Linked DNA regions of Homo sapiens: region 2 is linked to region 1. A link is an interaction called in ENCODE POLR2A ChIA-PET data of the cell type or tissue named here. Cell type or tissue: OCI-LY7. All regions are shown on one strand. Links, peaks and the distances in the headings refer to the core of each region. The heading gives the core; the rest is flanking DNA. Region 1 overlaps LOC105378209 (a long non-coding RNA gene). Region 2 has its middle 81 kb from the start of NR3C1.

What was found. ChIA-PET counts read pairs that join two places held together with the same protein. Peaks named below come from ENCODE experiments on the same cell type or tissue, not always from the same donor. Only the 100,000 strongest peaks of a DNase experiment are listed, where the experiment ranks them.
Region 2: POLR2A ChIA-PET joins it to region 1 with 11 read pairs; 4 of 35 experiments call an interaction of 5 or more read pairs at or near these places.

The regions. Positions count from the first base shown.
Region 1 is chr5:143,590,789-143,595,187 of GRCh38, forward strand. All of the region lies in intron 3 of LOC105378209 (a long non-coding RNA gene), which reads left to right. Among named protein-coding and RNA genes, the nearest start is that of MIR5197, 87 kb to the right of the region's middle. RefSeq lists an enhancer at 1,936-1,995. In OCI-LY7, for the core only: no CTCF peak of the experiment used is centred there; DNase peaks (open chromatin) are centred at 2,113, 3,173 and 3,663; H3K4me3 peaks cover 3,068 bases; H3K27ac peaks cover 3,225 bases.
Region 2 is chr5:143,482,707-143,487,105 of GRCh38, forward strand. No RefSeq gene overlaps it. Among named protein-coding and RNA genes, the nearest start is that of NR3C1, 81 kb to the left of the region's middle. In OCI-LY7, for the core only: no CTCF peak of the experiment used is centred there; no DNase peak of the experiment used is centred there.

The DNA of each region.
Region 1 (4,399 bases), core at 207-4,206:
CCTCGGCCTCACAAACTGTTGGGATTACAGGCGTGAGCCACTGCGCCCAGCCTGGTCTGATTCTTATGGGCAATTTTACTTCATAGCCCTCTGAATCAGTCTGTTCTCATGTTGCTGATAAAGACACACCTGAGACTGGGTAATTTATAAGGAAAAATAAGTTTTTATTGTACTCACAGTTCCATGTAGGTGGGGAGGCCTCACAATCATGGCAGAAGGTAAAAGACACATCTTACATAGCGGCAGGAAAGAGAGAAAGCTTGTGCAGGGAAACTCCCCATCATAAAATCATCAGATCTCCTGAGACTTATTCACTATCGTAAGAACAGCCTGGGAAAGACCCTCGGCCATGATTCAATTATCTCCCACCTTGTCCCTCCCACAACATGTGAGAATTGGAGCTACAATTCAAGATGAGATTTGGGTGGGCACACAGCCAAACCATATCACCCTCCTATTCTCCTGTCATGGCAGTGAGAAGTGGACAGTTCTGCAGGCAGCAGCAAGCCCCACCTACTTCTTGGTCCTCTCTAGAAAAACCAAATAACCAGGGCAGTTATAAAAAGTATATTCAGCCGGGTGCAGTGGCTCGTGCCTGTAATCCCAGCACTTTGGGAGGCTGAGGTTGGTGGATCACCTGAGGTCAGGAGCTCGAGATCAGCCTGGCCAAAGTGGTGAAACCCTGTCTCTACTAAAAATACAAAAATTAGGGGCGTGGTGGTGGGTTCCTGTAATCCCAGCTATTTGGGAGGCTGAGGCAGAAGAATCACTTGAACTCAGGAGGCAGAGGTTGCAGTGAGCTGAGATCGCCTCACTGCATTCCAGCCTGGGAATGCAGCCAGCAAGACTCTATCTCAAAAATAAATAAATAAATAAATAAATAAATAAATAAATAAATAAATGTATATTCAGCTACTTATCTTCAGTCCACCATGAGGACTTACTTATGTCTGGAAGATGATCAACCTGAGATATGGGGAAACAGTGAACCGCATTAAAAGCCTAACTTAGAACACTGCCTTTATAATTTGGGAAGGTGCGTAATGAAAGAACTGTGAATGTGGCTGTATTCCCAATGAATGGAGCTCCCCATAAATTACAACCCAGTCCCTTGGCCGGGCAACCATCAAGGTGAGCAGAATGCCTCCTGGACGATCCCTTTCACAGAGCTGCTTGGCCAGGCTGGCAAATGAGTGCGTGAACAGAGGAAGGTCACCCAGTATGCTGTGCAGCTGGATTGTAAACTACACCGTTGGACTTCAGAGTCCAAGCTCAGAACCTCTGCAGTAATGGAAAGTCATACAGATTCCGTCATCATGTTCCAGCCAGGTGACCTTGGGCAGGTGCACAACTTCTCTGCAGCCTCAGTTCCCTCATCTATAAAAATGGGAATAATAAGAGGTGCTCCCTCAGAAGCAAGTTGTGAGGATTAAACACATCTCGAGTTTATCACACAATGTCTGGCACATAGTAAGTGCTCACACATTGTTGTTTATTATTATTATTTATGAATCCTGGATTCCTATCATAGCACAAACAGGTAGGCATTATTGCCATTTCACAGTGAGGAAACTGAGGCTTAGGGGTGTTAAGGGGCTTACCCAGATGAGAAAGTGAGTATAGAGTTAGGGCTCTCTGGCTTGATGTGATTAGATTAGTTCCTAAATACCAGTGACACAGTTTACCCATCCCCTGCATGGAGGAAGCTGGGTATTAGTGGATGGTGAGGGAAATAGAACTGGAACTATGGGGTGCTCCTTTTAATGTCAACCCAGGAATGAACTCTTTAAGTGCCCCCCACCAGTCAGGCTCCCCACCAGCCCACTGGGCTCCTGTCCCAGCCAGATTCCCTCGCAGAAAGCCCTCTTACAGCCAGGCCAGTAGCCTTCTTCTTCACCCCATTCCCAGTAGCAGCAGGCATGTGGAGAACCCATCTGTCTCCTTCCCACAGTGGGAGAGGGCAACTGAGGGGCCAGGGCTCAACTGCGCAGGCAGCAGCGTTTGAACCTGTGGACCAGCAGAGGTGGGCATGGGCCCTTTGAGTCTGTTGGCTGTGGCAGAAAACTAAATCTGGAGCCCCTCACGTGACAGGAAGCTGCCTATGAATAAGTCTGTGCTCGGTGTGCAGCTGTGTGGACATCCAGGGCATGAGGAAAACAGAAACCTCTGTCAGGCAGTCCAGCAAAAAAAAAAAAAAAAAAAAAAAAAAAAAAAGAAAAGAAAAGGTCAGGAACAAGAGCCCCTGCAAGAGATTTTAAAACTTTTTGGTGTATTTCATGCACCATGAGGACACATGCTGCTCTCTGGACTGGGTCTATCCAAGTCCACAGAGCTTTCTAGATTAAATCTTTGTTGTATAGCAACTTCTGTCATTTATTCAACAATATTTACCAAGTGCGTAATTGATGGTAGGCACTTGCTGGATGCTGGGTAGAGCAGGGAACACAGCAGACCCCATCATTTCCATCAGGGAGCTTATGTTCTAGAAGGGAGAGTGGCAATAAATAAGTACTTAAAATAACCGTTATATGAATTATTACAGGGATTAGCATAATGAAAGAAAACGCAAAGAATGGAGGAACTCATCTAATTTGGTGGTGGTGGGGCAGTTACAAAAAGCCTTTTGGGATGAAGTGATCTTTAAGTTAAGACTTGAAGTTTACAGCGAAGTTGGCCACCCAAAGAGGAATAGAATGGAGAGAAGATCATTTTCATTCATTTACCCATGCATCATTCATTTATTTATTCAGCAATTACTTATTGCATACCTCCTGTTTTCAGGCACTTTTCTGGAAGGCAAAGAAAATCAGGTGAAAATTGCTATGCTCAGAGTTAAATTCCCAGTTCTTTTGATTATCTATTGCAAGTACTTTAAACTTAGCTTTAGAAAATAAAGGCTAATGTGGGTCATTCTCCTATCTTTCAGCACTAGTCATCCTTTATAGACAGTGGGGTACCAGGGAATGCCCAAGCAGACAACAAGGAAAGGGAGACAACCCAGCGCCTGACTTTTAAAGCGATCCTTTTTTTCTCAGGCCTTGGTGAAGTTATAGGCACCACCTGCCTTGGGAAACAGTGAAACTTTTACTGCAGTTCAACAGTATCGCACTTGTTGAAGCATGCAAATTTGAGAAGAATGAGGTTGTAGGGGCAGGTGGATGGAGGGGGTAGTTGAAAATAGTTTTTGTAAAAGGAGAAAAAGAACGGAGCCGGAATGTCTGTTCCCTTTAGGGGAGCCAACACACCTGCAGCACCTGATACAAGCGTGAACATATACAATAAACATGGCTCAGTGCTTGGTGGACACAGAACTGTGTGAGCTCTAGAGAACCTTGTGGGATTTACATTGTGACAGTTTGTTAAACGCTGGAGGCTGTAATAGCAGATAAAGAACTGGAGCTATAAAATGATTGTTTCACTTCATCTGTTAGGTTAGGCAACATGTGGAGGTCATTGTTTCAAACAATTGAACAAAATTTCAAAGTTTTGTCTTTGTTCATTAAAGAAAATGTATATGACAAATCAAAGGTGTGTTTTATGGATTGTAGATTTAGGGTGATATTAAGAGACTTTTAATTTGGAGAATTGGTTCTTTGCAAAATAAGAAGGACTGGATATAATACAACCAGCTGGATATGGTGCAGGTGTGCTTGATTCATCTTCAATGGGCGTCAGCAAAGTAGTGGCTAAGACCTTGAACTTGGAGTCAAGATGGGCCACCCTTTATTTGCTGTGAATGTTGGCAAAGCTATGTCTCATTTTCTTCATCCATGAGTTGAGAATAATAATGGTAACTCTTCCATGGTTCTGAGGATTAATTAACACAGGTAATATATGTGGTGCCTAGCACATGGTAAGTACATGTTATTAATATCCATTTCTAAGGCTCCTTGGTGACAGTTTCGACCATCCTAGATATTTTAGTGAAGCTACTGTATGTATATGGATATTTGTCTCTCTGGTTGATTTTTCTAACGTTGGTTAAAAATGTATCCAGAAGAAGAAATAAAAATAACAATCATCCTCCAGTTTTAAAAGCAGATGAGTTCTTGAGAAGAGGGCAAATGAGTCTGTATATGGAGCACAGGCCCAGCCACTTTTACATTTTATTTGTTTATTTTAAAAAAGACCACATTTCGCTTTGTTGCCCAGGCTGGAGTGCAGTGGTGCAATCACAGCTGACTGTAATCTTGAACTCCTGGGATCAAGCAGTCCTCTCACCTTGGCCTCCTGAATTATTGGGATTACAGGCATGAGCCAACATGTCTGGCTGACCCAGCTACTTTAGAGATCAATAGTGATCTCCCATCTGCTCCCCCACAGGCATAACCAACAATCTCATGCTGAGAACTGATGCTTCTCTCTGCCTTTGCACATTGTAAACATGGTGCATTTGCTG
Region 2 (4,399 bases), core at 248-4,247, 110 kb before region 1:
TGAGAAATTTTGGATTCATATTTTCATACTAAGTGTTTGAAATCTGGTGTGCATTTTTACACTTGTAGCACAACTTAATTTTCAGTAGCCACATTTCAAGTGCTTATGAGCTGTGGGGATACAGTAGCTATTATATTGGACAACTTGGGGCTAGATTTGACCTCAGGCCTCAATGGGGTAGCTGAGGGAATGGGCTCAGAAATACTCTTCTTCCTTTGAGTGGCCAAGTCCATCCCATCCTTATATGCACATTCCCTGAGGAGGAGGCCCAAGTCGGGGTGAGACTAGAGAAAACCCACTCTGAGGCTGGTTGCTACAGAGCATGTCCTTGTAACAGCACGAATTGCCCTCTCCAAAGGGAGAATATCTTTACATTGGCAATTGACAGAGCCTGTAAATATTCTCACATATTTCCTGTGGTTATAATAGAGGAAAGATATGTGGCCAAAGTGAAAAACACTCTTTTAATGTAGTTATTGCTTTCTTTTAACAATACTTTAAAGTTGGATATCTTAAAAGGACTATGAACAAAATACTGGGATTTAGAGAAGATGTTCAGGAGAGATCAAAGACTCCAGAATGTTAGAGCTGGAGAAGACTTTGACATCAAATTGACATGTTTGGAAACTGAGACCCACAGAAGTTAAGGACCATTATCAGCTACACATCTAGGTAGAGACAGTACCAAATCTAAAACTCAGTTTCCTAAATCTCATTTCTCATTCAGATGTGTTGGCCCTGTATTTGAGGCCAAATGACATTAAGGATGGAACATTATTTGAGGAATATACAACTAATTTTAAGGCTACATCTACCTATCACAGAGTGAAGACCTGGATATCATCTGCCTAATGTCATTTATGGGAACAAATAAATAAGCAAACTTTTTTTGAGGGGAAGATAGAGGTGAGGATGGGCTTCCTTTCTCAAATGTGCTCGTTTTTATCCTGGTCAATTCACCAGGCAACCGTTAACTGTACTCTACACTATGGAGATTAAAAAAAGAAAAGGGAAAGAGAGCAAGGTGTAAGAAAGTAAAAGAAAGAATGAGGGCAATTATTCGGATAAATGAGGCCAAATAAAACTGTCACGTGAAGACTGGGGTTGGATTACAGCCAGATAGCCAGCCCTCCCCTCATCTCCATTTCGCTGAACCTCACAATATGGAGGGTTCCCTTTAACCTCAAAGGCCCAAGAATCTAAGCTCTGTTTGATGTTGCCTCACAGAACTATGTGGAAAAAAGATTTCTGGTTCTGAGTGATTTTTAAAGAGAAAAAAATGTAAGCAGATATTTTAATTACTAGCCCTTGAGCCAATTTATTTTCAGCAGCAACAACAAAGTCATACAAACCAGTGACACGAGTCAAGTGATTACTCTTTAAATGTGGGAGATGAAGAGGAGAGAGAAAGAAAAGAAAAGAAAAAAAAAAGAAAAGAAAAACAGCTCTGATTTCACATTATGGCTTCCAGCCAGACAGCAAAGATGAAATCTGTGAAATTCAAGGTCTTCAAGTATATTATTTCTTTGCTATTATTTCTGAAACAAGACCTGGGCAAAATCAGTTCAGGTTTAAAAAGAATATTACTTTAATTTTCTACATAAGATTGTCACAAAGTCTTAGTCAGAAAAGGAGAAAAGACAGATAACTATCACTCAAAGAGAAAAAATGAATAAATTAAATGAGGCAAAGTACATTTATATTACCAAAACTCTGGTCATAGACAAAACGTATCTTTTGGCACGAACTTATACAGTTTTGAAGAAAAGAAAAGAAAAAAAAAACCCAGCAACACAAATGATGAGATAATGCCCCTGAAAATGAACTCCCCTAAGTGTTAGGAAATCAATCAAGGCTAGGTCCATCAAACAGAATTAATTTTATTTTTATGCAAATATATACTGAAAGCTCTTAGAGTTCATCCTAAAATATGTGATTTTCATAAAAATTTAATTCATATTCCTCCCTCTTCAAGGAACTAACATACAATTTTTGAAAATTGAGGAAGCTCTTGGAAAAGTCATCTGCCCAACAATGATGAAACATTGACGTTTTTGTCCTACTTGCAGAGTATATTTTCCACTAACCATAAATTCAATCTGTCTCTACTACAATCTCTACCAGATGTTGAAAGAACAGCAAAAAAATCCAAAGGAGCTGGTGATAACATTTATATGAGTCTTCCCAGCCAATATCCAAGTGGTTCACAGTCTGGTAGGACAATTTAATTGCTATTAAGCTTTTGTCATTTTAAGGGACTTTAGTTTTTGTTCCTCAAGTATTTGTCCCTAACTCTTGGTTAGTAGAAGCCCTTTGAGAGGTTTTTCAGGCTAGATTGCTTGGACATGGCAAGAATCAGTCAGAATATGGCTGTTTGTATGATATCGACATGTTTCCTTGACTCTCCCCTGACCAGGTGAATGCCAGTGGGGAAGGAGATAGAGCTGGTATTTGGCGTTCAATTCAGCATAATCATTGAGTCCTTCCGTCTGGCCAGGGCTTGCTGGACACTATGTCTGTGAGTGTCCACATGCCCTATGTGGTGAGCTTACCATGGGAGATCCAATATTTCTCATCAATTTTTTTTGACGCACACTGACTGCTTTAGTTCATTTGTATTGCTATAAAAGAATACTTGAGGTTGGGTAATTTATAAAGAAAAGAGGTTTATTTGGCCCATAGTTCTGCAGGCTGTACAAGAAGCATGATGTCAGCATCTGCTTCTGTTGAGGGCCTCAAGATGCTTCCACTCATGGCAGAAGGCAAAGGGGAGCCGACGTGTCACAGGGTGCAAAAGGGGGCAAGAGATGGGGAGGGAGGTGCCAGCCTCTTTTCAACAATCAATTCTGGTGGGAACTAAAAGAGCAAGAGCTCATTCATTACAAGTGCAGCAATAAGCCATTCATGAAGAATCTGTGCCCATAACCCAAACACCTCCCACTAGACTCCAATTACAAAATGGGGGACCAAATTTCAACATGAGATTTGGAGAGGACAAACATCCAAACTATGTCACTGACCTTACTCCATCTTAAGTATACAGAATATATGGGCTATCCAATTTGACTATGTATATCTCCCCTTGGTTCAGACTTACTCTGAATTTCTACCCCCCAAATAAAAATTTACCTTCTCTGTGTCTCATTCCCTCCTGACATTGCTATCTTGTAACAAGGACTAGTCTGGGCTGGGTGTGGTGGTTCACACTTGTAATCTCAGCACTTTGGGAGGCCGACACGGGCTGATCACTTGAGGTCAGGAGTTTGAGACCAGCCTGGCTAACATGGTGAAACCCCATCTCTACTAAAAAAATACAAAAACAAAAATTAGCAGGGTGTGGTGTAGTCCTGGATACTTGGGAGATAGGCAGGAGAATTGCTTGAACCTGGGAGTTGGAGGCTGCAGTGAGCCAAGATCTCGCCAGTGCACTCCAGTCTGGGCGAAAGAGTGAGACTCAGTCTCAAAAAAAAAGGACTCGTCTGATCCATGACCTGCCAGAACTGAAAGGAATCTCACAGCTCATGTAATTTGATGGTCTCATTTTATATATGGGGAAAATGAGTCCTAAAATGTTCAGTTTAATAAACATTTAATAAGAGTCTGCTCAGGTCCAGGGAGTGTGGCAGCACCTGGGGCTGTACCTCATATAATTAAGACAGGATTCCTACCATGATTATTTTGCGGGAATGTAATTGGAGAAGGTAATTAGGATCCTTGAAGTGCAAAGATAGAAGTATGCTTAGGGAATTATGGTGCTTATGGGAAGATCACAGCCCAGGAGAGGGTGGGGTGGGGACAAAAGAGAGGAATTCTTGGAGATGATCTTTGGGCCAAGTCGTTAAAACGATGAGATGGAAGATGAGATGGTAAAAATTGAATGAGGAAAGGAAAGGGACACTCCAGGCAAAGGCATGAGTAAAAGCCTGAAGAGTAGACTCAGCTTGGTGTGTGTGCATGAGTGTGCACTGCAGGGAGCTCAGTAGCTGAAGGTTGCTGGGATGAAAGTGTGAGACCAAGGGGTATGGGGCTGAAAAGCAGGAAAAGCACCTTTCATGTCAATCAGGGACCTTAGATTTGATCCCGCAGGCAATGGCAGTGAGGTGCAGAAGCAGGTGAGTGCAATGAAGAATTCCAAGCTGAGACATGGTTAGATTTGCATTTTAACCAGATCACTATGGGAATGCTGTGGAAAATGGATTTGAGGATACACTAGAGGCAGGAGAAGTAGTGAGTCTAGAACCCTGGTCTTGTCCTTCTGAGCCAAGTGTCCCACCTACTATACCAAGTTGATGCTATGGATCCAGCCAGAAGCAAATGCCTCAAGAAGACCCTAAGAATCCCTTGGCTTTGTGAGCATCTGCTGCTTCTGGACCATGGGGATCCATTGCTTTGTCTGATA